Regions from separate parts of the Mus musculus genome. Here all the other regions are linked to region 1. The links are chromatin loops, found by intact Hi-C in ENCODE. Cell type or tissue: gastrocnemius. All regions are shown on one strand. Each heading gives the region's core, and the rest is flanking DNA. Links, peaks and the distances in the headings are about the cores only.

Evidence for each region. Peaks named below come from ENCODE experiments on the same cell type or tissue, not always from the same donor. Only the 100,000 strongest peaks of a DNase experiment are listed, where the experiment ranks them.
Region 2: a loop joins it to region 1, with 4 times the contacts of the local background. A loop is called at or near these places in 24 of 42 quality-filtered maps.
Region 3: a loop joins it to region 1, with 6 times the contacts of the local background. A loop is called at or near these places in 25 of 42 quality-filtered maps.
Region 4: a loop joins it to region 1, with 4 times the contacts of the local background. A loop is called at or near these places in 24 of 42 quality-filtered maps.

The regions. Positions count from the first base shown.
Region 1 is chr17:63,320,198-63,328,172 of GRCm38, forward strand. All of the region lies in intron 6 of Fbxl17 (F-box and leucine-rich repeat protein 17), which reads right to left. Among named protein-coding and RNA genes, the nearest start is that of 4930405O22Rik, 11 kb to the left of the region's middle. In gastrocnemius, for the core only: a CTCF peak has its summit at 3,998 (motif pointing right); a DNase peak (open chromatin) is centred at 4,019; H3K4me3 peaks cover 455 bases; H3K27ac peaks cover 2,303 bases.
Region 2 is chr17:63,409,372-63,417,346 of GRCm38, forward strand. All of the region lies in intron 4 of Fbxl17 (F-box and leucine-rich repeat protein 17), which reads right to left. Among named protein-coding and RNA genes, the nearest start is that of Fbxl17, 87 kb to the right of the region's middle. In gastrocnemius, for the core only: a CTCF peak has its summit at 4,992 (motif pointing right); no DNase peak of the experiment used is centred there.
Region 3 is chr17:63,463,946-63,471,920 of GRCm38, forward strand. It overlaps Fbxl17 (F-box and leucine-rich repeat protein 17), which reads right to left. Exons shown (of 9, transcript NM_015794.1): 4 at 7,463-7,594. Among named protein-coding and RNA genes, the nearest start is that of Fbxl17, 33 kb to the right of the region's middle. In gastrocnemius, for the core only: CTCF peaks have their summits at 4,128 (motif pointing left) and 5,705; a DNase peak (open chromatin) is centred at 4,121.
Region 4 is chr17:63,399,522-63,407,496 of GRCm38, forward strand. All of the region lies in intron 4 of Fbxl17 (F-box and leucine-rich repeat protein 17), which reads right to left. Among named protein-coding and RNA genes, the nearest start is that of 4930405O22Rik, 91 kb to the left of the region's middle. In gastrocnemius, for the core only: a CTCF peak has its summit at 3,491 (motif pointing left); DNase peaks (open chromatin) are centred at 3,421 and 5,628; H3K27ac peaks cover 3,310 bases.

The DNA.
Region 1 (7,975 bases), core at 1,405-6,404:
CCACCGTGAGAGCCCAGTAAAATAAAGCCTCACTCTGAATATTCACATCTAATAAAAATAAACACAATTAACAATTCAAGTAAATTAGACTTTCACACTGGTCACTGTTAATTTGCCTATATTTTAAAAAACAAATGTGGTAGAAAAGAGTAACACTTTAAATGCATTGTTTTAATCCACACTCACGAGCACCAAGAAATAATGGCACCAAAGAAAACAGCTGTTTCATTATCAGAGTTTCAAAGATACTTTTAATTAAATAGTAAAATAAGGCCCACTTTTCTGTAAACTGGCATATTCTAGTTAATCACACTTGTCAATGAGGGACTATAATTTGTGATTTTTAAAATGGATCTGAAGCTTGTGAGGGTTGTGTGCATAGTTCAGTAGCTAGAAGCTTCTGTAGGAAACATGAAGACGCCATTCAGTCCCTACAAAGAGGCTGCAGGGGAGGTGGTGGTGAGGGTGGGGCTGAGAAAGCTGTCCTTGTCAGACAAATGATACAAAACAGTTCAATACATGCAAGTAAGTATCACAAGGTAACAACAAACAGAGCTGCATTCTACAGAGACAAGAGTCCTGGAGCACTTGACACTCAGGACTGTTAGAGGAGACAGAAACTTCAAGTATATTAACCATTGTCAAGATGCCGCTGTTTGTTCTGCTCCCCAAAGCGGGCTTTACATTCCCACACGAACTAACAGCAACTCACAGAGCAGTCTTTCCTTTTGCATTGTCTTACTTTCATCGGCGAGCACATAAAAATCTTATAGTGTTTGCTATGGAAAACTCAAGGATACGAAGTAAGTTATATTTTAGGTTCCAATTCTACAAATATGAAGTTTATCATGTGGGCAATAATAACATTTGAAAAACAAAAACAAAAACAAAAAACAAAACAAAACAAAAATTACTTAAGAGGTCAGGCAGCTTTACAAAGCTACTTGAAATGGGAATCGTAGGCCCCTCCATTATTAGTATGCAAAGGGACTCCTTGGCTCAGGGAGGAATGGAGTTAAAGCCTTCCTTCGTTGCCTACTATAAACACGCAACTCAATTTAGAAGCAACCACCATCAACCCTAGGGAAAAAGGGCACAGATGTGGCAGTCACATTTTCAGACTTAGGGTCACAGCCTGTACCCCAAAGAGCTCCGTTTGGCCTCCATCCTCAACGAACCACTTGGACTGCCAGAGAAAAGCAGAAGGTGGAGCTTGCCTCGGCTGTGGCAGAGGGAAGAGGGAGGAGCAGATGGAGGACTCGAGCCCAGGGTCAGGGCTCTAACAGGAAGGAGAGGAGGTTTTAGAGCAATGCATAACTGAGCAGCCAGGGCACAGCCTGCAGCCCTCCTAGGAACTGCTCAGTTTCCCTACACAGCAGACTGACAGGCGGTGAGCCTTTCTTCAGGAGACAAGCTCCATCTCTGCTTGCCCCAGGGCTTTCTTCTCCCAGTAGAGGTTTCCTAGGGAGATATCAGTTTCTTGGGATCTGCTGCTTCAGTAGTGTAAAGGGCGCACACTGTTCCTTTAGAATATGTACACTCTTCCCAGGCAGGCTGCTCAAGGGAACTGAGAGACAGTGCGTGCTGAGTGAGCACCAGAGTTCAGCCACATCTTAAAGTCTCCATTAAGCTGTCACCTCTTTGGTGCACAGAGTGGTGGGGGACTTGGAAATCCTCAGATGGAGGTTAACTTAATCCCAGGCCCCTAGGATGACTCTGGCTACCCTGACTATTCTGTTCCCACCAGCACATGCCACTATCATCCTCAGGCAAGTGTCCCTCGCCTCCTATGGTTCCTGCAGCTCTATGCCTACTCTAGCGCTGGTGCTCCAGGCAATCTAATCCACTCTCTCAGGAACAATGACAGAAAAGCAGGAGGGAAAGTGCCTTCGAAGTTCAAGAACTCGGGCTTTTGCATTGCAATAACCTGGCATTTAAGCTTCAGGAAAGGTAAAGACTGAAATTTAAATATGCCCATTCATCACCCAAGGAGCCCCAAGACTCTTGGGGAATCGACCATTCCGTTTATGTCCAACTACCTACCTTTCCCCACCAGAAGAATAAAGAAAAGGACAAGCTGCATCCGGCTGTGGTCCACTAGAGAATAGACCCAAAAATGTGCTGGATGAGAAAGAAAAATAACTATCGATGGATGGAGGGGGCAGTGAAGCTACAAGAAATTACACATACAACTTCTGTCAAATGTGTGGACACTAACAGTGCAGGCAATCACTTCGATGGGGGAATAGTGTTTAGTGTGGCAAACCCCACGCTGACTACTGTAGTTATTAAATATGCTGGTTGACATAAGGAAAGTAGCCAATGAAAGGACACAGGTGAACTGGCAAGAGTGTCTAACCAAGGACTATGATCCAACGGTTAATGTCATAATAGTGAAATCAATTGGAAAATGCATGATAACTTTATAAATGTAAATTTGGTATGTTGAAAGCCTGGTGTATTAGAAGTCACCTAAATGCAAGTGGGGATGAACTATTTAGCTAAAATTAAAGTATGAGAGGGGAGGGAGGGCTCGAGGGAGGGAGGGAAAAGGGGAGAAAAGCAAGTAAGTGACCAATCTGGGGCTAGCAGTGCAGCATTTGCCTAACACACACAAGGCACCCGCTTTCACAGGTAGCAAAGAGACACACACGCATACCCACATATGCATGCACACATGCGCACACACACCCACATCCACCCACCCATGCATGCACACACACATAGACAAACCAAAGGCTGACATACACTCTTCTAGTGTTTATCAAAGGAGTTAGGCTCCTCTGACCAGCCTTCCCTCCACAGGCCTGCACAGCCAGCCCTACCTAGGCCCCTTGTCCCTCGAGATCTCATCAGTGCTGACATCATCCTCAGCTCCTGCCCCGGATGTGTGTGTGCAAGGTTTGCTGTCGGTGCACATCCTGTGGACTACTGCAGGAATGTTCACAACATAGTATGTGCTCACGGCTTTCTCCCTCTGGCCTGGGCCCCTGGTCCTTGGTATAAGTGGCACACTCACGGGCCCTTCCACTCTCTTCCCCACTGCCATGGTAGCCTTCCCATCACTGACGAGTACCAGAATGGGCATGTCTTTAGTGAAGGTTTAAAAGGCATTAACTATGCAATGATAAACCTTCCTCAGCTGCAGGAACTGGATTCTAGAAATGAGAGACTACAGCACAGACTCAGTGAAAACAACTAACACAACACAGCAACAGGCAAGAAACTGTTCGCATTCCCTGCCGACACAGAACTACACAAACTACTCATAAATACAGCAAAATAAAGACAGCAGCGCTGACAGACATACAAATTAATGCTAAAATGTTCACTGCATGTGCTCCCAGCACCTTCCCTGACAGAAAAATCTTTTTTTCAATAAATGTCAAATGTAATAGCAATGATATATCTAGGAATGATCACTGCAATATGTCCTAGTTCTTCATTAAAAAAGAACTGTACGTTCTTACTGTAACATAGAAAATATCTAAATAAATAAAAATGCTTTAAGCCAACTCAGAAAATAAAAATTTAAATGTGAATGGAATTTCCTTTTCTACCTTAGTGATTTGAACAGTTTACACCAAGCCAGTCAGAAATGACAAACTTTAGCAGTGGAGCAAATGAGGCTGAGGCCCTTTTTATTGGACTTCCTGTCTTGCCCCCACCTTCACTCTGGTCCCCTCCCATGGAACCCAAACCGCTGGTGGCCCAAGATGCCTGGTTAAAGTAATATCTTTAACTCTTAATAAGCCTTAGAATATATTTTACCAAGTAAAGCAAGCCTTTGAGCAGTAGACAAGCATGACCCCTCTGTCTAAGCAAAGCTAAACTGTATTACAGAAAATTACACCTACAGATGATGGGCAAATCATGTGATAAAGCATGCCGGAATGTCAAGTCTGAACAGTCACATCCCAAGGATACACACTAGTGTCTTGGGAGGTCTCAAAGGTCACACAACATATGATCAATTTCACCTCTACAATAGCCTGTGTAATTCCTAAAACTGCCACGAGGTGGCAGGTGTGGTGCAGGTTCTGGATAAGACTGGCCTAGGAAGCAGGTGAAAGTGAGCACACTGCTGTTGACACAACCTTAGTGCTAAGCCTGCTCTGTCCTTCCTGTGACTTCTCATAACTGAAGCAAAACAAGAGCTTCCTGCTTTGGTGATGATGAATCCAGAACTCAACTATTATAACTAAGGATTCTAATTCTCTCTTCTTCCCATAGTGTCACATGCATTGACTATGACTTAGAGGCACCTATATCTCGTTTAACAGAGGCCCTGATAATGGGACCTATAACTTCTTTACCTTTTTCTATCACTTAAAGAAAATATCCCATTACAAGGGCTTTATATACAAAGTAAGCAGTAATTTCTTGATCACTCTGTTAATACCTTCTGACAAGTTCTGTATTGGAATAAATAAGAGATATACTGAACAACTCAAGTTCAGCCAAGCTGTACCTTGAGATAAGCCAATAAATAATTTATATTTGTATATTTTCATAGAGGATAAAGATAATTTTACTAAACAAATGCAATAGCAGCTGAGTAACTGCTTAAGCATTATTGCTACATATAAACATTTAATGGAGTATACCATCTTAGGGACTTCCATGGTGACAATTTCCTGTTGACATGTGGTTTCTTATGATTCTGATGTCTCACCACTTCAGTTGATCTAACTAAGCATCCACAGACTACATGGTGAAGAGCACTGCACATGAGCTAAACATAAAGAGCCGAGCCTTTACTACCACTGGTGAGACTTAGTCCATGGTGTTGACTTCCTCTAAAGCCTGTGACCAGCTCACACCAATGCCAGCATCACATCCCACACACCTGGTTTCTGCCTTCTCGGTGTCACAGCCTTTCCTTCTGGTGCTAAGACCGAGGTAAGTATTCATTGATTTAGTAGGAACGGAGAAGAAACCCCAATTTTAAGATAACCTGTATCGCCTAAGTGCTTCTTGTAGATGGCTTGTATCTTTTGTTTTTCCTTTAAAAAAAAAAAAGAATGATTTATTTTCATGTATATTAGTACATTGTATCTGTCTTCAGACACACCAGAAGAGGGCATCGTATCCCATTACAGCTGGGAACCACCATGTGGTTGCTGGGAATTGAACTCGGGACTTCTGGAAGAGCATTTAGTGCTCTTAATGACTGAACCATCTCTCCAGCCCTATTTTTTCAAATATTCCCTCTTTTACATGAATATTTGGAGGCTTCAATCAATGTTCAATGTCAGCTGATAGCTCTGCATCATTTTCTCTTGAGTCTGGGTCCCACAACTTTCAATTAGAAACCTGGTGCTTGCTTCTTTGCTTTTTAATTTTTAATTATGATACATTGTAAGCCAGTAGAAAGGAGGCAGAATATATATCCATGAGCCCCATGGGAGCACAGAAATTGTTAGTGCTTCAGGTCTGCTTCACATTTCTCTCAGCATGGAGGTTTCTCTACAGTCCCATGGAACATAAATTTCAAACATCCTGTCTACATATTCAGCATGTATCTCCTAAAAGCACTCTCCTCTTAGGGTATATTACATATCAGTCATGGCTACAAAAAGTAACTGACATGATCATATGTGTGTGTGTGTGTGTGTGTGTGTGTGTGTGTGTGTGTGTGTGTGTGTGTGTGTGTGTATCCACAAGGCAAGGAACAATTTACATGTTGCAAGTAACTGTTGCACTCTTTAAGCTTTTGTCCTTGCCTTTTATCTCACTGACCATCTTGGAGTCCATTTTAAGCCTACAGCCCTGATTTGTCAGACTGCAGTCATGTGGTTAAAAGCAGACCACCCATCTTGCAGAAGAGTAGTGGAGCAGAGGCCGTGCTTGCCATAGGCTTGCCTCTGAAGAAGTACCTTGTCCATTACTGGCAGTGATGTAAAACCATCTGATTAGGTTGATATATGCCAGACTTCACGATTGAAAAATAACCGTTTAGACCAGTCATGGGGATAGATAACAGGGAATCTCAGCACCTGGGAAGTAGAGGGAGAAAAATCAGAACTTCGAGGCCAGCCATGGCTACAAAAGTAAGTCTACGGGGAGCCTGAGCTATCTGAGTCCCTATCTGAACAAGGCATTATATTTTATTACATATAGCATATAATATTATGTATCATTTTACATAACGGTTACCTCCTGACTTCTATAGCACACACTGTGGTACTGCCTGCCTTATGTTCTATAAAAAGAAAGAGGGAAAGCCATCCAAACACAAGCAGAACTATACTAAGCCTGTGAAACTTGAGCCCATCTGTCTCGCTTGTTAATAAAGAAAATTCTCTTAGCTTCACAAAATTATAGGAAAATCTGTCAATCAACGTCTCAGCTTGTCTCCTACAAGATCTGTACCAGGTTGTCTGTCACATCTCTAGTTTCTTCATTTGTGGAAGATCTTACTTCATCAGCTCTAATGAAGCAAACTGCATAAAAAGGTGAAATAAGGTTTCTATGAAAATCCTAATTCCCAAGTCAGCAGTCAAGAGGGCAGTCAAGGAAGAGCAGAGCCAACTACAGACACTAGGAGAAACTTTCCTAAGACGGATCATTATGAGAGTGGAACTTCTAAAGATAGTCTCTATGACCCAGGCATACGTGACTGATGAAACTCACAACTCGTCTTTCTATTGGCAAAGCACAAAGGCAGTTTAAATAACGAAGCCTATGTTTCCATTTACATTATTTCTTTAGTCAGGCTGATTCAGTAAGTAACCTAGGGCAGATCAGCATGAACTAGAGCTACCAATAATGAACACAGCGTGTTCCAACGGCATTTATACCCAATGACTTTGATTTCATGGTAAAGAGGAAAGACTGGACGTCCAGCAGTAACCACAAGGAGCAAGGAGTGCTGCCCTCAGTGCTGCCCTCTGAGCAGCGTCTTCATTTAAGGAAAGGAACTGATGAGCTAGCTGTCGGGATTCCGAACGCAGTGTTACCTGTGACTCTGAACTCACACAGATGACTAAAATATGAGCAAGGAAGTGGACAGAACTCCACACACTACTCCAGAAGAATCAACTCAAAGGTGTACAATTTAAGCAGGTAGCAAAACATTTCAAAATCAAAATAATAATTTACCTATGCTCTAAATATGCAAAATTCCATGGTAAGAAAACACCAAGAATTTAAACAATGGCAGGCTGTCCCCGATCCAGGATTCTGAGGGCAAGGCATCAAACCATCATCAGAAGCCCTGACCTTCCAGGCTGTGAAGGATTTAAGCCACTGCGCACACACTTCATGTTCACAGGTTTTGTAAGCTGTGACTATCAATCTATTATAGTAATTCTCTAAACCGGTGGGGTATTCTGATAGATGTAACTAAGCTACGAATAATTTATACATCTGTTGCCACTGTTCATGAATCATGAGAGGCAAAAAAAAAATTAATTTGTTGTAAGACAAGATTATGTTCAAACTAGGAGAGTTGGAGAGAGGAAAGATAGGGGTAAATCCAAGAAAGGAAATAAGAGAATCCCATGACGAGGGTTAAAAATGAACACCAGGCCAGGTGTGGCGGCGCACGCCTTTAATCCCAGCACTCGGGAGGCAGAGGCAGGTGGATTTCTGAGTTCGAGGCCAGCTCTACAAAGTGAGTTCAGGGACAGCCAGGGCTACACAGAGAAACCCTGTCTTGAAAAATAAACAAAAAACAAACAACCAAACAAAGAACAACAACAAAATGAAGACCAGGATGAGCTGAGGGAGATAGATAGGCTCCGAGAGATGAAACCCTGAGGGAGAGGCTTGAAGGGGAGTGTCAGGGAAATGTCAATCATCTCTGCACAGACCCACTGATGCAGTCAGGGTCTCTACTGCTGCAACCACCATGAACAAAGATGGGGAGGAAAGGGTCTATTTGGCATACACTTCGATATGGCTGTTCATCTGAAGGAAGTCAGAACAGAAACTCAAAGACGACAGAAATTCAAATGGGCAGAAACCTGGA
Region 2 (7,975 bases), core at 1,941-6,940, 90 kb after region 1:
ATTGCTACATGTTCGTAGATTCAAAAATAAATTCATAAAAAAGAAAAAATTCAGGTACTTTCACAATAATACAGTAACTTCATTTTTACTTAGTAGAAAAAGGTTTTACTGGTTGTGGGAATTTAAAAGAATTTTGTTAAGAGTTAAAGCTCACTCCTAGAATTCCTCAGGCCTGTGTCCATGGAAAGCCTGCCTTGGCTCTATGCTTGCTGTATTGCAGCTCCCAGAGTGTAAGAGCAGCAGATAACTCTACAGACACATTAGTCCATCCCACTCGGAGTCTTAGCTCCACACACTGCACTGCTTTGCTCTGACTGCAAACCCCAATCTTAAAACTCCAAAGAATGTAAATCCTTCCAAGGGTTTTATAAATGACACTTCTGCAGTCTGTTTCGAGCTAAACAACCTTAGACAAATCACTTAGGAAATGGAGCTTTTAAACAGATATCACTACAAACAGATTTTAAAGTTTCTACACAGCTATTAGTGAGAAACAGGAAACAGTAATGGCTGACTGTCCTTTCTGTAAACTCCTTAGCACTGGGGCTTTCAGCTTCAGAGTGCCTTTGATTTGGGGACTGCTTAAACAGCCCTCATGCGAAAATCTAAAGTATGAAATACTCCAAAATCTGATACTGGAAGATTAAAAGTATCCCACTTTCACTAAGACCCAGAGCGCCCATGGCGATTAGTGAGGAACTATGAGAAGTGGCCAGCAAAACTCCATGGTCCTGACAAGCATGCAGAGATACTAAGGAAAGCTTGAAATACTGGCTTCTAAGCTATTCTTCTGTGTGGCCCAACATGTTACACTCAGAGAAACCATTTTCAAATATAAAATTATCCTCCTAGATTCTAACCCATCCAGGTGTAAGAGTCTGTGGCTCAAAGTCCAAGTCTAGGGGAGATGAGCTGAGTGGAGTTTGGTTTCTAGTATCATGTGACACATGACTCTGCAGGACCTCTGTCCCTACCCCACTACAGGTACTTAAAGTGTCAGCATGTGAAGAAAACATTTGTTCTGACATGAAAAAGAAGAAAACTAGAGTTCGACGCAGAACCACTGATGAAAGAGTTCTCTTCCTATCTGCTGAATATCTTTAACTTACAAGTATCTGAGCCAAGCAGGCCCAGAGAAAACAGTCAAGAGCAACAATGATAGAAATTAACACCCAAATGAGACCAAGGAATCAAAGGCTCCATCGTTGGACTTAGGAGCTGAGTGAAGGCCAGAGTCGGGGCTTCAGGAAAGCCTGCTCTTCTGCAGGTGCTGTGCTACAACTCCACGCGGGCCATGTGCACATCTCACCTCCTGACAGGACTATGACTTTCCTGCAAGCACGGACTATTGTCTCATTGACATTTGCAGCCCCTGCTCCATCTAGCTCACATTCATTTAATATTAGGCAAATTAATTAAATATGATGCCTTCTCAAGAAAACTGGTGCTTATATTGACATTTGAGCAAAGCAATAGTTTGAGTTAAAGTCAAAATATTTATCATTAGGCAAGTTTGGTTTTTCTTTATTTTATCTTTCATTTTATTAAGATTATGTGTCCACATGGTTTAATCATCAAGTAACTCCAGAAGGCTTGTTTAAATACAGAGGACTAGTCTCTCCCCAGCCTCCCACCATTTACCTCCCTTCCCAGAGGAAAACATTTTTAGTTCCATCAGATCTTTCTAGAATATGCTTCCATACTTTCAAATGCCTATACTGACAGTTTTTAATATAAAGTTTGAGTCATATTCCATGTATAACAGTGAGACTTGGGCTCTGTCTGGATCCAACTTATTCTGTGGTAATTTAGGTTGAGCTCTTATTATATAATTACAACCATATAAACAGTTCCGAGCTCAGCCACATCATGGGCTCTTCTCACCACAGCTTTGGTTTACCTGAGTGAATATGTGTCTGGGATCAGGTTTTGTTCCTTTGTGTTTTCCTAGCTTAGTTTTCTAGGTGTGTAAGAGGAATTCTACACCAATGTCATCTTTACTACATAAGATCTCATGACTTCTGCTGTGACCCCTTGACATTTTAAGAAAAAAAAAAAAAGAATGTTGAAACTGTTCTAACAATGTTTCATTTACCAACCTGTGTTTTACTCAACAGGAGGCTGCCTGAGGTTCTATATCCATTCCATATATCACAATGTTACAGGACATTCCACTGATGAGGTAAGGTGAAAAAATGTAAAAGCTAACAGAGAGACACAGAGCACCTGAAATCCTGGCATCAGACAGCTGTAATAAAAGGGTCACACACTTAAGACTCCATCTCCAGAAAGGAAACAGAGAGCATGCTGACAAGCGATGCTAATGAGATACAGTGAAGGGGCAAAGGGCATGATGTGTGATAACAGACCTCAGCATGCCACCTCCAGTTTCCTTAGCTATAAACAGGAAGTGCTGGAAATATCACAGGTGGATTTCTGACCTCTCTCAGAGAACAACGTTAGAATAGTAAGGCTTACATAGAAACCTTATCTAGGCACACGCCCACCAAGAGAGGGTGCAGAATGATGGAAGGCCTGCAAGTTCCTGAGTAACACAGAGGGAATCAGAAGGGCAAACTTCTGGATTCTTTGGGAAGTCAGTTATGTCAAATGTTTTCCTGGGACACACAGTGAAAGGATGTATTGCTAAAGCAGGCATGTAAAAAAATGTTTCCCTAAAGCAGACACAGGTGAAAGGATGTTTTGCTAAAGCAGGACACAGGAAAGGACACGTGCTGTTTTGAACGAATTTAAATATGACCCACAGACACTGGGAGCTGGAGCACTGGTTTGCTTTGCTCCGCTTTGCTGATCTTCACTGACTACACGCATGTATTGGTTCGCCTTCCATTGCATGGTTGAGTTTTGTCTGTAGTGACGCTATAGAGAGAAACTTCTCATCCTGTGGCTTATTGCCGATTCTGTCGAGGACTCAAGCCAGTTGGCGAGCCTCACTGTTTCTTCTGGATTGAACTGCCCTTGCTGATTAATGCATGGTGCCTGCCTAGTGGACTGGACTGCAGCTGCTGATTCATGGTTGGTGTTTACCAGTGGACTGAACTGAAAACAATGAACATTGGAATCTCCCCAAAGAACTATTTCTAAACAGGTCCACTTCTGCTCTCCCCATCCTAATAACCTTTCTTTTCCACTACCTCTGGTGGATGGTGGGCTAGAGGGGAGGTTGAACCCTTATTAAAGTAGGTTGTGAAAAATATATGCTTATAGAAATTTTGAGATGGTACTTAGAAGTCAGATGTTAGAAACATTCAGATCATAAAGTTTCCTAAAAACAGAAAGTTTAGATGATAATAATCACTATCATTAACTGATAATAATCACTATCATTAACTGATAATAATCACTATCATTAACTGAAGACTTACTATTTAATAGGGAATTAGTCAGGTCCTGTCAGGAATACATTTAGCTCACCAATGGGCAACTGAGGCATTAATCTATGCCCACAGGTACCACTTGGCAAAGCCAAGATTCAACCTAAGAATTCTAATAATGCCTATGATGATCAGTTGAATATATTAGAATGTATACTGGGAAGGTAGCTGAGAGTTTTGCATCTGGATCCACAGGCTGCAGGAAGAGAATGCCACCCTGGGTGTGGCTTGAGCATCTGAGTCATCCCCAGTGACACACTTTCCCCAACAAGGCCACGCGTAATAAGGCCATACCTCCTAATAGTCTCACTCCTTATGGGCTGGGGGGAAGGGTGCAGGAGAGTATAGGGGAGCCATTTTTATTCAAACTCCCAAACCTGTCTTCTGTAAAACATACTAGAAGCCTATATAGTTGGTAGGAAAGCCAACAAAGTCTGACCAGGATACATTGCTGAAATAATAGGACACTGAATTTCAAAGAAATTCTACTGCTATAAATTAAAATTACACTAAACAATAAAAAAACTAAATAAAATAAAAATATGATAGGTAATATTCAGAACCCACATATTTCCAAGCAGTTAGAGCTCATAAGGAAAGCATTCACATACACCCTGCAACCTGACAGATTTCTGCTGCTACTGGCTATTCAGATATCCACAGAATTTCAATTTGAGGAGAAAAAAAAATGTAAATACAGCTTTCCAAGCACGTAAGAAAACTGACCCAAGAGAACATCGTGTATAAAGCAAGTCTATTTAAATTCCTAATATTCAATATCACATTTTAGATCAGAGATTCAGAATGTGCTTCTTTCTCTGTACAAGATCTCCAATTCAATACAGAAAAGGAAAGGAAAGGAAAGGAAAGGAAAGGAAAGGAAAGGAAAGGAAAGGAAAAGAAAAGAAAAGAAAAGAAAAGAAAAGAAAAGAAAAGAAAAGAAAAGACAAAACCATAAATATAAAGGCACAATTAAGGAAAGAAAAAGCAAAAAATTAACAGGTTAAAAAAATGATATATGTCTGGGTCTGGGTGTTGGGCTCTCCTTTGTGCAGAATGTGTTTTGAGGAAGGTTTCTGTCCTTGCATCTCCTGAGGATAAACAGCGAGTGGACCATCATCACAACACCACTGAGCGTCTCCAGAAAGGGTCCAACATTAGTATGAGCCTACTTCAGGCATCTAATGGTGTGGAGGTGAGCGCCTGTGTAGAAAAGCAGCAGACAGTGGTCCACACATGAACACACAGTGATCACAGGCCGGCCTCCCATCCCTCCAACTCACATTGCCCTATAGAGTAGCTACACCATGGGGATCAGAATTGATCTAGAAATCAACTATGAAAAACATCCACCCATCAAACACATTTTAAAACCTAAACATGTAACACTGGCATCCCCTTCTGGCAGAAATGTGAAAAGGGCAGAAGACAATAAGCCATGCCAGGGAATGTCACCTTTACAGAAAAAATGTAGTCTTCTGTGACTACATTTCACCCAGATAACTACTCCAATCTACCTCACAAAACAAGAAATGACTTTACTCAGTGTCTTAAAAGTACTGCTGATCTCAAGAAGGCCATCAAAGAAAACTAAATTTTGTTCATGGAAATTAAAGCCAGAGGCTAAATGACCACTAGATGGCACCAAGCAATGGCCAGGACAGGGACAAATTTGTTTCTGAGACACTGAATTCCCAGCTAGTAACCTACCAGTTGGTTCCTAGCATGTTCTTGTACTTCTCACAGCTGAGAACTGTGGGTTCTCATGGCTGCCTACTGCAGACTGTGTTGCACAGGTACTAAGCCTTTAAAATATGTCGAAAGCAACAGAAATGATTGTCTAAAATAACAGATAACTAAAATAAACATAGCTACTTATTGTCTTCAAGAATCAGATTGGGGATTTTTCCTGAAAGGCAAAAGGAAAGGATCACATATAAAAATATAAAAAACAGAAGTCAAGATCAGAAGATATGTGAACAGCCACACAGTAAGTGTCCTGGGGTTGGGGAAGGCAGGGAACACCAGTATAAACTCTAAATCTCCAGAGCTACAGGAAGACAAAGCTCCTAGCACAGCATGAAAAGAACAATGGGACAAAGGAGGCTGAGGAGGATACTACCAGCTATGGTTAAATTAAGGGGATTAAATCCCTTAGAGCTTTCAGAGGGGAAGCTTTGGAACAATGTTCCTGGTCTACAAAGTGAGTTCCAGGACAGCCAAGGCTATACAGAGAAACCCTGTCTTGAAAAACCAAAAAAAAAAAAAAAAAAAGTTTTGATATAAGCTGGGTGGAAGTGGTGCACACTGATAGTCCCAGCACTCAGCAAGCAGAGGCAGATGGAATCACTGTGAGTTCAAGGACAGCTTGGTCTAGAGCAAGTTCCAGGACAGCCAGAGCTACACAAAGAAACCCTGTCTCAAAAAAGCAAACAAAGAATTTAACATGCTAATAAGCTCACCTTGATAAGAGACGTCTCAGTGGATGAGAGCTGAGGTCCTGCCTTTCTAAGACTTGCTTTATTTTCTTAAGTACTCTATAACCTCTTAGTTTTCTTTGACATACACTAACTTTACTTATTTGTAGTACACAATGCTAGTCATGGTTATGCCAATTTGACAGACACAACCACTAATGAATAAGTGTTCATTATTTCTCTCTGTTGGTAACATTTAAAATGCCGGAAACTAGATATTCTGTAATACTCTCAATTAACTGTTGTTAACCACGGATATTCCCGTGTTACAGAAAATAGAATGATTCTATGTGATAGCATCTATGCTGCCTGATAACACTCATCTCTTCGGATCCCTGATGTGGCCCCAAGAGAGCCGCCACACTGTAAAGTACAATGTGCTGGAAAAGGCCTCACTCAAGTTACATGAGAAAGGGCCAGGGATTGAACATGACTGCATGTGAGTATCCACAGCAGCAAGCAATTTAAAGCTTGCTTATTTCCAGAAGTGCATATCTACTACTTTCAGACCAGTACTGATCATAACTGAAGCAATTAAAAATTGAAAATACAGATTTGGGAAGCACCACTCACACATGCTATCACTCGGCATGCTCCCCAAATCGTTCACACATCTGAATCTTACAATGTGATCAAGCTGCAGTAAAGTTCTAAAATACACAAAGTCTTTTCAAGACTCAAAAACAGCCCTTTAGGGCTGGAGAGATGGCTCAGCGGTTAAAAGCACCAACTGAGTTCAATTCCCAGCAACCACATGGTGGCTCACAACCATCTGTAATGAGATCTGACGCCCTCTTCTGGTGTGCATGAAGATAGAGACCGTGTACTCATATACATTAAATAAATAAATTAAAAAAAAAAAACAGCCCTTTAATTAAAAAACAGTAACTAACCTGCAGAGATTGTACTACTAATTTTAAATTTAGAATAATGAGAAATAATTTTACTAATGATTATTAAGATTTAATATTTATTCTACAGGGTAAGCTGTAACTATTTAAGGTTCTCATAAAAATTATTCAAAATATTCTCTTAACTATTAAATATATTTAACATTTACACATTAGTAAAAAAATTATAAAAACTAACATACTACAATCATGATGTTCCAGTAGTGGGTAATTAGGGAAATGACTTATATTATTAAAGATCTATTTGGTAGTTAAGAACCACCTTCCCTGTTTTAAAAGAATGAAATTTTAATTTTTTAAAAAGTAAGGCTTTATAAATCTTTATATTGCTTATTACCTTAATATTTACAAGTGCTCATATATAGGTATTCAAAGCAACTCCAGAAAGTGTATGCATGCAAATAAATTGGTTTTGCAGGATGGGTCAGACTATAAGCTCAGCGGAGTGGCCTGGCAAATGCAGCCTTACAGTTAGCTTGGGTCTGAGAACTATGCTCGGGAATGTTTACCTTACTGGTATTTCATTGTTTCTAAATTACAGAAACAAATCTAAATTTCCAAGTATTTCTCTACAACAGAAAATGTGACACTTGTAAAACACTATCCATGGAACTCTCTAAAGAGAGTAAAGGCGGTATCTCACAAGCATGTTCTGGAACATAAAGAGAGTAAAGGTGGTATCTCACAAGCATGTTCTGGAACATATTTGTAAAACAGACCAGGTTTTTACTACTGGACTAAAAATAAAGAACTCTATGTATGTGCGGGTGTGTGTTTGTGTGTGTATGCCTGCGTGTACATGCGTACACACATCTATGTGTGTGATGTGTCTGGTATGTATGGTATGATGTGTATGTATATACGTGTGTGTATATATGTGTGTGAATATATATATATACCCACAAAATATTCAACTTCTTAGTTATATAAAGATTAAAAAATTACGTAACTGTACATTCTTAATTTTACAAATTGTTAACGCTTGAGACATGTATTTTAAGATGGAGTGGACCTTAACTCAAATTAGATATTGGTCAGTCACTCCCACACGCTTTGTACCACCATTGCCCTAGCATTTCTTGCAAGCAGGACACCACTGTATCTGGGCTGGTGTTTACATTTCTCCTTTGGTAGCTCTCGAAGTACCTTCCTGTACCAAGAACACTAGCCCATAGCGGGCAAAGGCTCTATG
Region 3 (7,975 bases), core at 1,886-6,885, 140 kb after region 1:
AGCCCACTTAGTCATAACATATGACATTCTTACTATGTTCCTGAATTTGATTTGCAACTATTCTGTTCAGGCACACCTAGGTTTATTGATGCTTTATTCACCCCAGAAAGGAAATGGAAACAACCTAGAAGCCTGAATGAATAATGACAATCTGACAATACATAAAAGACAGTATTATTCAACTCTCAAAGAAAAGGAAAACTTGCAGCAAGTGAGTGGCGTTATAATCTATAATATTAATGAGGTCACCTAACCTCGGAAAAGAAAAAAGATCCCAGGTGCCCTTCATATATAGGTCTTAGCCTATAATGTTAAACATACATAAATGCAAACAGTTGTAATTACGGGTTTAATATAATATATATTAAGGAGAATAAATATGAACAATAATATTAAGTAAAGTTATCCCAATCTCAAAAGGAAAAAAAAATCACATGTTCCCTTTATATGCAGATCTTAGCTTGAAAGGTATAGATACACATAAACAGCTATAATTATGGGTATAATATGATATGTATTAAAGAGAATAAATAGGGTAATATTGGATGATGATGGTGACAGGCAGAACGCAGATGAAAGAACATATGAATCCTAAGAGAAGATAGAAAGCTAATTGTTTTTCTCCTTTCAACTCTGCTGTGGTCTTTCTTCCTTGTTGTGGTAGATAAGTCCATAAGATGAAATTGATGGGATGTTTATACACTTCAGTTAAACCTAGACTTCAGGGTGACTGACAGCGCCCACGACTGCTGGATGATTAGTCCAACCGTGCACAATGTACCAGTTACACTTCAATACGGAAAGGCTGGGACTGAGCCAGTGTCTGTTTGAACGGTCACCTAAACCTAGATGTACACTGATTTTATTTATAAATTCATTACAATAAAATAATTTTTATTTTAAATAGCAAAGATTGAAAAGGGAGGCAACGTAGACAACCCGCACACCACGAGTGTGTGCATCTGTATCACCGGGGCAAGCAGCAGAAGCGCCACCCACACAGGGTTGCATGGGCACTTAGCTTGTACAGCTTCTGGCAGAAGACCAGTTATGTCAAAAGCCCAAGAGTTGTAGGGCAGTGACAGTGCTGCTTCTTTTAAATAATGATAATAAAATAATAGAAAAACTGTAATCTATGAATCTGTAAAACAAATTAAGCATAGTTTGTAAACGACATCCAGAGAGGTAAATTTAAAGGATAGGGGAAAGGAACCCGGGGCAGAAAACGAGAAGAAGCAATTCTCCAATTCTTCTGTCTTTAGGCCTGATCACTAAAATAATAATGAAATTAAGTCTCACATAACCTACAAACCTTAACACCTCATTACTGTGAATAAAGAAAAACATTAGCCAAAACTTCCCCCAGATCCAAATACTACATCTCATTTGCTGACTGGCAAGCTGGAAGGTAGTTGAGGGAAACAAGTCCTCATAAATGACAGGCTTAATGCACTCCCAGCATCCCTCTGGCACCCAGCCTTATAAATTTCTATTTGCCAAACCTAATGATGTGATTCTCTATCTTAACACACTATCTCCCGGTGCCAGCACTCCAGCACAAAGCCAAGCCAGCACTTTCACTCTTGGAACAGAGAGATAATGTGATTTGCTCACATATTTCTAATTTCTTAAAATATGCAACCCTAAGAACATAAAAAAATTAATTATACATACAGAAGCAAGAAGAGACACAAGTAGAGGACCTCCACCAATTACATATTACCTTATTAACTGAAAATTACAAACTCAAGGAAGGCGTCTAAAATTTGACACACACACACAAAACACTCTAGAAAAAGAATATTAAAATAGTGTTTGTGGTGTCCTGTTTTGGGCATCATCACCCTGCATTTTCCACACTGAGTGTCTGCATCAGGCCTCCAACACCAAACTTCCAGACTTGGAGTCTCTGGGCTTCTGTGGGCATCTGGGCTTCCCTGTCACCAGCTGATGAGTCCTTTGAGTTTATAAACTAATTTTAATATTACTAAACAAATAGAATTAGGCAAGTAAATCTGCAGGGTAAAAACAATAATGCACTACCAAGAAAAGTTATTGAGATATTATCCAAGTCACTGCCTGCCCTCCATACAATGCATACATTCATTCTTGTTTTTCTATGCATTTAAAATGATAGAATAAATGCATTTATGTTAACAAGTTATCTGGTACATAAGAAAATACTCTTAGATAAAGATATGAATAAATTAAAAAGAATGACAAGACCTAACAAAGACCATACAAGTAAAAATTTACTCTTAGATTGAAATTATTCTGTAATTTCCACTTTTACAAATAGTATTTCAACAAAATAAAACCAACTTATTACCAGAATATACTAGTGAGCATAATTCTGACCAGAACTCTATAGTCTATTTGGTTAGAGCTACATGTGCTGAACCATTCCAATCCTCTCCAATCTCAGTGACCAACTTGCCTGGGAAGAACAAGCACAAAAATCACATGATAGGTGAGGCAACTCAGTTTTTAAAAAGTTACTTTTTTTTTTACCTAAAAACTATTAATTTTACATCATTACACTAAAAAGCTATTACTTACTCATTCAAGTCTATCTTATTTTTAAGAGCACATTCCCAGACGGTTTAAAGAAATACAGTTCAATGGTATACTCAAGTCAGAAGTAACCCCTATACCACTAAACCCAAATTTATATACACTCACAAAGAGAAAGATAAAAAGGTGACGAGATAATCCCTGCCCTCGGGAGAAATGACAGGCCTTGAGCAGGAAGCACACTCAAGCCATTTCAATCAAGGAGTGACCAGGTCTTAGTAAAGTAAGCTGGAACTGAGGCTGTCTCAGTGCCCTTGATATCCTTACAGAAGCGCTTCCACATGCACAGCTGACTGACACGCAGAGTCTACGCAATACTCCCTGACAGAACAAAATGCTAGACACAATGTATGTGCCATCAAGTAGCAATGAACAAACAAAAGACACAGCACAGGGCACCAGCACATAACAAGAATGAATTACACAGTCACTGTGGCTACACCCCAACAATTAAGCTGAACACCAAGGACAGAGTGAACACATACTGTGAGATCAGATACTTAGCCTTATGACAACAAATATAAATTACATGCAGACAAATGCTATCTTATCCATGTGGACACTGAAATCCTTCTTAGAAACCCTAGGTCATCAATACAGCTGCCTCTGGGAGCAGACAATGGGAGGAAACACTGTGAAGCAGTGGAAACTTAAGTTGGCTTGCTTTACTACTTTAAAGAGCAGCAGAAAGTTTAACAGAATGTTACCAATTTCTGTGTGGTGAGCACAGATCTACTGCTCTTTGGTATTTTGTATCCCCTCCCTCCCTCCCTCCCTTCCTTCCACCACCCACCCTCCTTTTCCCCCTCTACTGTCAGCCATGGGTTGATATGGCACTAAAGCTGTACAATACACTCTCCTGGACTTCGAAGCCTCCAGGACCATGTGCCAGATAAACCTCTGCTTTGACAAATTACTAAGCCATGAGTATTCTATTACAGCAGAAGAAAATAGACTAAGACAATGCTCTCGCTAGATATAACCTTAAAAATAGCTCTGTGGCAGACTGTGCACCAAAGGGACTGAAAGGCACTCGCCAGGAGAAAGAGGAAAGTGTGGGACAAGCTGGACCCTCACTAACCTGTTCGAGCGTCTACACGGGGTTTACAGACATTGCAGAATGCATCCATGGAAGCACCTGCAGCACTCAAAGTGAGAGAAACACAAGCTCACTCTTTTTAAAGGACTACAATGAAGTAGTCCTTAATTTTTTGACTCTAAATGTCAAATAGTGATATATAAGCTTTTAATAAACAAAGATATCCCTCTCATATTCTAAATTTTATTCCGCTTAAGTTGGAACCACAAATAAGAATATTCACATTCTCTTCCTGCTTCACATACAAAGGCAATTTCAACTGGTAGTGTTCTTCAGGCAATTAGTATTTCATATGGCAGGAAAAGTAAGTCTCCCCACTACGACCACCTAAAAGAAAATAACTTTAAATGAGGCTTCCCAGCAGCAGAAAGTGCAAGCATTACATCTTTATAGTTGCATCAAGGATGGAAAAGCCCTGTCAGTGAGCCATGTACCGAGTCAATGCTGCCACCTAAAGGCCAACGCCTAACATGAACGATGCCGAAGCTACAAAACCAATTAACCCTGGTTATTCCTGACTACACAGGCAAGCAGGAGCTCTAACAGTGTTTTAGAGAAGATTCAATTTATTAAGAGAGAAAAATAACGAAGTTCATTTGAATACTGGTCAAAGTACAGGTCAAACTCTGCTGGCATCTTTTCTAGAAAGAATTCTTTCTTCAATATCTCTATTAGTAGCTAATAAAAATCAGCAAATAACCAATATACTTCTCAAAGCCAAAACAGTTGACAACTTAGATATTTCATCTATTACATAAATATGTTTAAGTCCTATGAAAAGTTAGCTATCAGGAATTCAACTCTCCAACAGAGCTCAACATGTTCTGAATTTCCTTCTAAGAACCTTAATGAGAATTATGTTGGCTTCTCTTTAAGGTTTATCGAAACACTTTAAATCCCTCATGAAATAAAAACCAAATCCGGATCTGGTTCTCTCCGGATTTAAGTATCTGACACTTATTCAATGTAAGACAACACGGACAAGGCCAGGAAGAAAATAAAGCCTATCCTCCCGACATGGACAGCACCGCCTTTGAAAAGCCATCAGCTAAATCCTACAGGGACAGCAGTGCACGGAGCTCTCTGTGCTGAAACGAACACAAGTGCCAGCCAAGCCAACAAAGATACTACTAAAAATTAGAAAATCTTTAAGATAGGATGAACAGCCTTTCATTTATTATGTTGTATACCAGAGGTACCAAAGCTTATTAATGAATTACTTTATGATAAAGTAAGGACTACTTTAGGCTTCTAGTGTATCTTATGAGTCAGAGTGCACTGAGTAATTTTAGAGTATTTATTATGCCACTTAATCCTCAAATACAGCCTGTAAGACAAATTATCAACACACCACCACTATAAAGTAAGGATTCACAAGGTTTCATGACCTTCAGTAATTTTCTCAAGGTTCCAATGCAAGTGAGAAACAAAATGTCAGTCTATCTGACCCAGAAACCATACACCCTCAAATGACTTATATTCACAGTAACTTTAAAGAGGACTCTGACGTACTCTTTACTGTGTATTTTCGAGGTAAAAGCATATCTTGTGGCAATAAAAGCACTTAATTTTAATTCATGGTGTTTCAATTTTTAAATCATTTCAAAAAGTGTCATCCCTTCCACAACTGAAGTTTGTACATGTATGTTTTTTTGGTGTTTTGTTTTGTTGTTTTTTCTGGTTTTTTGAGACAGGGTTTCTCTATGTAGCCATGGCTGTCCTGGAACTCACTTTGTAGACCAGGATGGCCTCGAACTCAGAAATCTGCCTGCCTCTGCCTCCCAAGTGCTGGGATTAAAGGCGTGTGCCACCACGCCCGGCACATGATGTATGTTTTGGTTTGTTTGTTTGTTTTTAACATTTCAAAAACGAATGGGACCTCCTTGTGGACTAACATTAATGGTACCAGAAACACCAAGGAAGCTGCCAAAATAAGGGGGCAGCCAACAATTCTCCACATTTGTGATGCCCATGAGCCACATCAATGCCAGCGTGGCATGGCAACCCTAAGGGGGCAGTAGTGGCACACATACCCTTGTGGTAACAACAGATCTCTTACTGGATTTAAAACCTGATCAATAAGAGGGAGACCAACCATGTCGGAGACCAGAAACCTAGCTAACTACTCACTCAAGTTAATTCATGGTTATCGGAGGAGAATCTACTAATCTATTAAACCATCATAATCCCTAACAGCAATCTATAAACACTCATCCTCAGACCCACAGAGAAGTGTAGTCTTCACGCCTCATCAAGGAAACTTCTCCTTGCAATAGATCCCAGCACAGAAAAAACACAACCAATCCAAAGGCAATTGTGAGCCCAGCCCCAATGGATACATCTACAAAGCACTCCCACCCCTAAGGCTCAGAGAGCACCTCAGAAGAGGGGCGAGACAATCGGAAGAGACAGGCAGAGGATCGTGGAGTTTGCTGCAAGACTGTCTCCTCGTACCCATAGAATTTTACAAATGTGACTGCCCAAACATAGGCTGCACAATGGTAACACCAACACACATGCCAAACTAGCCCGGGGAAAACCCAGGAGGCCTCACTCTACACAAAGAACCGCGGAGAACAGAGGAAGGCCGGGAGAGAGACAAGCACACCAACTGGTTGTCCTATACCAAGCGGTCAGCCCTGAGAACACACATTCAAATAACTATACAAACTGAACAAGTTATACTTAGAAATGTACAATAGCGATTAGTGAAAAGAAGTTTTGAGTTTGATGGCGAGTGGGGAAGAGCATACAGGAGGGCTTGGACAGAAGAACAGGAAGGGAGAAATGCTATATTATTACCTAATTTTTTTTTTAATTTCAAAAGTTTTAAAACTGAAAAAAGCAACAAAAATGCCTCCATTTTGAGATGCAAGTTTAAAAGTAAGTCTTTTTTATAAATACACTATTCTGACATTGGAAACTCCCGCCAGCTCCTCCCAGGGACAACATTTTCTGGTAACTGATATGCTATCCCTATCAGTCAAAATTAAAATGGCTTTGAGTTTCATTTAGCTACAAGCTACAGCATAGCTGAACCTAAAAAAACATGAAAGATCAGTACAATGTGATTCCACTTCTACTAAAACATATAAAATAGGCTAACTCACAAAAAAACAGGATATAAATTAGCAACTACCATGTGCTAGGGAAAGGGAAACAGGAAGCAATGGCTAAAGAGAAGAGTCTAAGCTGATAAAGAAAATGTTATATATTAGATCTTGGTGACGACTGCATAGCTTTACGGATATAATAAAAACCAATACACCTTATGTGATTATATCTCAACAAGAAAAAAAAAAACTGAGCGGTACATTAACCCACTGTGAGACACGTATGCATGTGCTCAAAATATAAAACTTACGTCATCCTTGAGATTCTTTACCTGCATGCATTTACTAGATCCTATCTTTTCACCATTCTAGTAAAAAGCTCTATCTGTAAATACACACAGTTCTGGGCATTAAAATATTCTTAATCTAGAATTATTGTCATTCCTACAGGCACCACAGGAACTCCAACCGAACAGATTTATCTATTCCAGTAGGCCTGAGTTAGATTCCCTGTCAGACACAGCAGCAAACACTAATGAAGGTTTAAAAGCCCAGCACCACACACGAGCATCTATTCTCTTATGGGACCAGACTATAAAACAACTGGGGAACTTCTGCGTTTCAATGAGTAGTGTTTCCCACTTGATAACCAGGAGACAACTTGTAAACAGAGTAAAGGGAATTCAGACGGTGGGAAGGAACACACTGAACAGCACTGACAAAAACAAGTACTTACTAATTTGTTTTCCTGCATGTATATCCTCTGTAACTTCAGGCAGCTCTTAGCTATGACAATCATGCCTTCATCTGAGATCTTGTAACACTGGCCAAAATGGATGTCTTTGAGTTCTCTGCATCTTGAGCCCAGCTGTAAACAAAGAGATTTGGCTCAATGCTTGGAAAAGAACAAAGGCAACATATTTCTAGTGAGATTTCCGTGCAGTATTTTAAAGAAGCCATACCAAAGATAAATGACCACTTGTAAGTTACTTTTAAAATAAGATAAAGTAACAAAGGCAACTCATAACTTAAAACAGCATTTTAGAAACCACCTGCCCTCTAGCATACTTGTTTCAATTGCACCACACAACACCAACATACACAGACTTAACAGTCTTAAGTTCACAGTTTTATTTAAGTCTTAATAGTATATGTAGACTGGGGGTGGGAGGACCTACATATAAAAATGATGGCATCATCGTTCAAACCAGTACTGCACAGCCTTTAAGTTCTAGAAAATCAGAAAAGT
Region 4 (7,975 bases), core at 1,177-6,176, 79 kb after region 1:
AACTTCATCTCTCCTCAGAGTCTGAATAGTTTTCCACCAATGCTTATAAAAATCACACAAAAAACAGAAATGTCCTTAAAATGCTAAATAAAAATCAGTACCATATTATCACATTTATCACATTTATATCAACTGGTCTTTGTCCTTGAAAAAAAGAAAAGAGCTTTTTAATAAACCATGGAGAAAGAACATTTTGACAAAGCAGTGCACATGAAGTTTGAGTACACTGTTTCAAGCCCAAAAGCTATTTTTAAGTGTGCTTTTAGTTTATACATGCTGAAAAAACTTTAAAGTTCTTCTTTAAAACTGATAAAAACAATTCCATGCTGAATTAATTTGTTAGTTTAAAATAAAAATATGAATGCATGTAGATGTGTTGCAAACCGAGTCATCGAGTCAGAGCCTCTTATTAAAAGGTGCATGAATCTGAGACATGTGACTGAGGCGCACACTCCAGGAACTGGTCAGCCCACTGCCCCAGTGACACGATGTACTCTGCTTGGACTACCGAGCTGCTCAGTCGTGCCCATCTGAAGGTAAGAGACACCCGATGTTCCTCCAGACCCACTGGTGCCTGCTTTTAGTGGCCTAATAGGTAAGGGAGCTAGTCTCCGTTAGTCTGCCTTCTAGAGAGCACCATCTCTCAATTCCCCTGCAGGCATCTCTGAGGGGCTGCCTCACTCCTGCTCCCACAGGCTCTATTTGCTCTGACTCTAGAATATCCGTATCTGCGACATTAAAGCCACTTGATGCCTTTTTCTGTCTATTTTTCTGTTCTAAACTATTCCCAGGTCATGGTGTGGTTCTACAGCAATCACAGCCTCCAGCTTTTCAATGCCTGAATGCTACCTACTCTAGTCTGCACCAAACATCCTCACCTGAACTCCAAATCTATCTTGGACCTACCTCAAACAGACGCCTGTCTCACACACAAAGTTTTGGGATATTTTTCTAACAACAAAAATAAAACAACTAAAATTCAAGAGGAACTGAACACAAGAGACAAGGAAAAGAGAGCTGCCATTCAGCACACACACAGGCACATGCATACACACACACACCATCTTTCTCCTTATGTTTTCAAAAAAGACCTAGACTGGAAACTAGCAAATACTATGCAAGGGACTCCAGTTGCTCAGGTGTTCAGAGGTTTACATTTCTAGCCTGTTGTATTGATTAGAAGTGGCAAGACCCTGGAGACGGAGAGCAAGAGTTGAGTCAAAGGAGGCATGCCTTGACCATGATATTGGAATCCTCCAACAACACTGTGAACAGCTTCTGTGGCCATGAACTCCCACCGTGAGTCACTACTTGCCCCAAAACAAGGAGGTTAAACAGTCGTGGGAATGAAAATCTCCAAATGACAAGCTGTTACACCAGAGGGCAGAACACTGCTCAATCCTCGTTGGAAGAGCTTCCTCTTGAAGTAGACAGGAACTAATACTGAGACCCACAACCCACAATATACAGTGTGAGATTGGAGCACTCAGTCTTAAAAGGGATGTGTTGGTCGAGACTCAGAGAACCTATGTGGGAAAGGAGGCAGAAAGGTTACAAAAGCCAATGGTGATATACAAGTCCAAGAAAACAAATGTATTCCATATACAACAGGGCCAATGCACATATGAACTCACAGACTCAAGGCCTACAGAGGTTCAAATTAGATAGGGTGCCAGCACTGAGAGGAGAAGAAGATGTAAGCCATGCCTGTGCTCACTGGTGTGTCCAATTGCACCTCTCAATCAGAGACCCTGACTGAGGAAAACGTCAGCCAGAGAACTAGCAGCAGCCCCTGTGGTGCCTGGCAGTATAGCTAGGAAGACAACAGAGACAGCAACACCAGTATAATGCAGGGACTAAGATTGCCTGGTAACAACTGTAAAGCACCACTCCATAAAACACTCAGAAAACAAGTATAGGCTTGAAGAAGTGGTGGTGCGCACCTTTAATCCCAGCACTCAGGAGGCAGAAGCAGGCGGATTTCTGAGTTTGAGGCCAGCCTGGTCTACAGAGTGAGTTCCAGGACAGCAAGGGCTACACAGAGAAACCCTGTTTCTAAAAATCAAAAAAGAAATAAAGAGAGAGAGAGAGAGAGAGAAAGGAAGAGAGAGAAAGGAAGAGAGAGAGAGAGAAAGAGAGAGAGAAAGAGAAAGAGAGAAAGAAAGAGAGAAAGAAAGAGAGAAAGAAAGAGAGAAAGAAAGAGAGAAAGAAAGAGAGAAAGAGAAAGAGAGAAAGAGAGAAAGAGAGAAAGAGAGAAAGAGAGAAAGAGAGAAAGAGAGAAAGAGAGAAAGAGAGAAAGAGAGAAAGAAAGAAAGAAAGAAAGAAAGAAAGAAAGAAAGAAAGAAAGAAAGAAAGGAAAATAAATGATGTCAGCAAAGCAATGAGTATTAACAGAAAAACCAAATGTAAACGTGAGACCAAAGAAGAATAATCAACAACCAAAATCAAGTCTCTGGCCATTTTAAGCCAGTGGTTCTAAACCTTCCTAAAGCGCAACTGTTTTAATACAATTCCTCATGTTATACGAGACCCTCAACCATAAAATTATTTTTGTTCCTAATTTATAACTGTAATTTTGTTAGTTACGAATCACAATGTAAATATCTGTAAGAGTGAGAGTCCTTAGAGCCCCCAGAGGGGTCATGACCAACAGGTTGAGAACCACTGTTCTAAACAGAACAATGAAGTCAAGAGAGGAAAAACTCTAGACTTTAAGATAAAACAGTAGCAAGTACCCATCTAAAAAACGTAGGGAAAACACACCCAAACCAAACATAGCCCTGACACACATGGTGTTGTCTCAAGGGTGTTCACAGTCCTGTCATGAGAACTTTAGAGTGAATACAGGAACTAAGCTGATATTCAGAGAAACAGAAGAAATTCCCCCTGGTTTCATAAGTGATGTGAACCTGAAAGTTTAAGGTCAGGAAAGCTCCCAAAAGAGAGACCCACAGAAATCCAGGGTAAGATATCGCATAATGAATTCCCCAAGAGTCAAGCCGAAACATCCTGAAAGCTGTAAACCCTCTCTGCAAAGGAGAAGAGTAATTGAAAGACATCTTTACCAGCATCAGGAGAGTAAGGCAATACTTTAAAGTATTAAGGCATTTAAAATTTTCAAGCCAAAAGTCTAAATCTAGCAAAAATACACTTCAGGAATGAATAGGAAATGAAGATGTATACTGAAAACTTTGGAGAACTTCTTAGCCAGCCAGCCAACCTGCCAGAAAAGAATAACAAAAGGAAGCTCTTAAAATAGGAAGGGGGGGGGCGCTCTGAGAAAACTCAGAAGAAGAAACAACAGGAAATTCAGAGGGGTGCAGCAGGCTCCACCTCCATCCTCAGGCTTCCTAAACATGCAGCAACACTCATTCACCAAGGGACTTGGAGGGCAGCCACACCTCCCTTTCCTGTGTCTGTCCTGTGCTGACCCAGCAGATGGCCCTTGCCCCAAGGCCTTCTGAGAGGGATTGAGTACCCTCTGCTGTTAGGGCAGATAAAGGAGCAGCCAAGAGGGCACCGGGCTGCTGCACCACAGCGCGTGAGTTTTAATCACAGTGACAAATGGTCAGAAACAAAGTTCTTTCTTACGATCTGGCCAAACACAACACATGGACTGCCCTATTCTGTGCCAATGTGTTAATGCATAAAAACGGCCACCACGGTCAGTGTTACTTGCATCACCATGCAAGGTGAGTCTTGTCTACCACCACTGACAGGACCTGAACTTACAGTGTAGGAGAAAGACAAGGGACCTCTGCACCTCTAAGGGGCATTCCCGACTTCGGCTGCAGTTCACAGTCCAAGCTTCTAAGCAAGATCTATGAGGAACAGTGTAATTCCAAGAACAGGAGACATGTGACCTTAGTTTCATGAACAAGCTATCAGGAACCTATAGTCCACCATTAGACATGTTTTGCTAATAAAATACAAATGGGGAGAAATACTGTTCTTCCAGCCACGGTACACAACGGTGAATGAAGGCACCACGCAGCTGTTAGGAGGCCCAGGCTGCACTTCCCAGCTATGTTAACAAAGCATGGTTTTGGCATGTAAGCAAAGCATGACCTTATTATTTTTTACGAAGTATTTCATATCCAAGAGCCCATATAAATCTCCTCAAAGGTTTTTTTTTTTTTTTTAGGTTTAAAAGCCAGGGAATTTAGATGTTTCAGCACCATTAATGCTATCCCTGGCACTGTGGCTGCTACCAATCAATTTTTTTTTCCTTTTAGAAAGAATGCATAATTTTGATGAATGCTATTGCAAATTACACACTGGAAACATAATTTTTCATCTGAATGGGGCCAATGTCTCTTGGCATGCTTGTCACTGGCACAATATAACTGCTAGTCTTCAGATACAGTTATTAGCAACTTCAGAAAAGCATTCTGAAGACCAATTCTCCTTTTAAGGTCAATGATTGCCAGTTAATGACCAACTGGCTCTGGCCATTGCTCTCCTGACCTTTACATCATGTCTGAAATACAAGACAATAAATTTCAATTAATGAGGACCTGTTTTGAAGGGCTGTTCTCAGTGACCATCAATGCTTACTGAAAGCAGAGCTCTTTTGTGTTTACAGAATCACCCAGTCAATGGCTGATTTTTGCTTGTTTTCTCCTTGCAGCTGGTAGTGTTTGATCATTAAAATGGAAATAGGGGTGGAGGGTGAGGAGATTGAAAATCAGAGATAAGCTCTATTGGCAGGAAACAGTATCAAATACCAGTGAGACAGCACAGTCTAGCAGGGCACTGAATGGTACAAGATCAAAGCTAGAGGGCATCACTTTCATTCCCAAAGGCCCTCACAATGCTCAGTGAGGATGTCTCCATATAGAATAGTCATCTGCTTAATTTCCTTCTGATTTTATACAATTGCTATACTTGACATAGTGTTTGAAACTTTCCTTTTTCACATACAATATCTCGGAGTTGCTTTCACGGTAGCATGCCTAGTTTATTTTATCTACTTAAAAGCTACATGTACTCTAACACACACAAAAATGGAAATTTATTTGATTACTCCTATTTTGGGGCATATCTCATTTGGACTGCTTATTTTGCCTTTATATTGCAAGAAATGTCCCTGTGGATGAATGTCCTCATATACATCTTTTGGACAACATATACCAGGTTTCTACAACATTACTCTGCATTCTGACTCATGTAAAAGGACACTAGTGACAGATTTTATTAAACTATATTCCAGAAAGGCTGGAGTGACTGAGCCCAAGCACTGGAGAAACTCCTTGGCATTGCTCAGAACTATGTAAGGGGAAACTATGTAAGGGGAAATTCTCAAACATGAGGCTGTTTCCTTACTGATAAGAGAGTAAAACTCTGATGTCCTTCCTAAAAAAAACAAACAAATCAACAACAACAACAACAACAAACATATTTTTTAAAACCACTCTAATTTTCCTAATTACCACAGAAAAATCAAGTCCAGTTCATTCAGTGTGGGGCCTGGCACACAACAGCAAGAAACACCTGTCTCTTTAGTAAATGAATCAAACAGCAGATTAGTGGACTGAGCTGCTCCACAGACAAACTGAATTATTCTGACAAACTCTAATGCTGCTTTTCAAAAGTCACAAGATTCCTGAAACTGAGCCAGAAGAAGCTGGCACCAGTGCAGGCTGGGAGCAAGCCACACACACAACTTGAGCACAGTACAGAGTCGGGCTCCTACGGAGTCACAGTCACAGACAACTGGCTACAGTGGTTTACCCAATATACCTATCTCCACCTTCTAGAGACTTTTAGTAAAACTGAACAACTTTATCAATACCCTTTCTATGTCCTATAGGCTTTTCTTCCTTACAGATTTGTACTGCAAACCCTCCTATAATTACCTTTTATCTTTTTGTGTGACATTTTGTGGAAAAGATGTAAGCATAAACACAGTCAGTTACTAGCTTTGTTGTGGTGTATTTTAAAAAGTTGCAATGACTGACTGTATAACTTTGCATATGTCTGAACACATCTAGAGTATCCTCTACAAAATATGCGTGTGTACATACAACAACAAAGTGGGATGCTGAGTGAGGGCTGAGCTCTGGAAAGGACACAGAGGACATAGATTGTCAGGGACACTTAAACAGTGATGTGGCAGGGGCGGTGTGTTATAGTTTCCTCCTCCATAACTCTAAAGCCCCTCCCTAAGATCCATTCGTTCTTTGTTGTGGGAGGAAGCCGTTGAGGTATCAAGTATAAAACTGGCTTAGGTAGAATGTTCTTAGAGTGAGTAAGCTACAGTTAAACACATACTAACATATGACTACAGGCTACCCAGAGTACCAAAATCAAAGCAGCCACAAGTCTGTTAAGATATAATACTAGGACACTAACAATAAAGTTTCGAAAACCAGAACAGTAAAAGATCACTATTTTCTAGTTTCCTCTAAAGTAGTTCTAAGACATGAAATTAATAAAGACCTCAAATACAAATCATGATATACTTATTGTGGATACAGCAGCCAGCTGTTTTCTGAAGGTTGGCACTGTACAGACACATGCTCAGGGATTTAGCAGCACTTACAGACCACTACCACACTTAAATACTCAAGTAGCACTACCGCACAGAGAATAACCCATGGCAAATATATATGGCCTCATCTGGCTTTAATTCAAAGGGTAAAGGTCACCTACACTACTCTAGAATAGGAGAGAGTTTTACAGACATAAAGTACTCCTGACGACAGATAGCCAAGAACTACTTCATCATCAGAGAACAATCAAACTATCATTGTGCAGGGCAGATCTGGACGAGGGAGGACAGAGAGGCACAACGAAAATGAAATGAATATGGAGAAGGAAAGGAGGCCCTCGCTCTAGGGTCTGGTTGAAACTCACTGGCTGAGTCCAACCATCCAGCACAATTAAAAGAGCGTGCTGTAAAGAGGCTTGATAGAGAGGAAATATGCTCTTTACATAGATAGCTCAGATAAGAATGTCAGAATGCAATGAGCCAGGCTTGAGCCGCACAGCCTCGCTCCTTACCGAAATGCAGGCCTGTAATTCTCTATCAATCTAATAAATGAGCTATGGATTTTATGGGTTGGGAATATGGGAGTGGAGTGTCCTAACTCCCCTGAGCAATCTTTGTGCCTGCCCTGTGTTTTCCCTTTCTCTGCTGTAATCCTAACCACTGTATCTAGAAATCATGCTATGATCTCATTTTCAGGTTTTTTAAAAACAGAGAGTTCCTTAGCAACACTTTGACCCACCAGAATAGCACTTTTTGGCTGCTGCAAGACTCTCTCCTAAAACACACACCTGCACTGGGTGGGACCGCGCTTCTCTCCTCTGTGTGTTCATTAGCTGCCTGCTTAAGTCTTACAATTTCTCCTTAATAGACTCCATCTCTGTTTTATACAGACACATTATGAAATTTGTGTTAACAAGAGAATCAAGAATCTGTCTTCACCTGAGTGGAGGTCTCTGGCAGCTCCTGGGGACGCTCAGGAGGGAGTGGGGAGTGACGATACTACCCAGATGAGTCCGCCATGATGGTACTTTTAGAAAAGAGACACACTGGTGACCTTATCTTCTGAGACCCTGCTGTGTAAACGTCCTGGAGCTTACAGAGAGACACATGCAGAATTTCTATCATTGATCCGAAGGAGTTAGCTCAGCAAGTCCGAGCAGATCACCAAATCAATGAAGTTTTCTTGGGGGGGGGGGGGGGAGATAAAACACCTCAGAATTTGACTCCATGATCAAAGGCTCTGTAAAGCTCCTGTAAAGCAGCATTTCCAAGCTGTCCTGGATGTTCCTCTAAAATCTGCTTCTGACAGTTAGAGGAAGGGTCGCCTTCTCCTGTTTGTTTGTTTGTTTGTTTGTTTGTTTGTTTGTTTTAATTCCCATCTTGTGCATCTGCAAGTGTTCTGAAATTGAAGTTCTGGTATTTATGTACAAAACAAACAAACAAATAAACAAACTGTCCTCTGAAGATTGTCTCCAAATGATC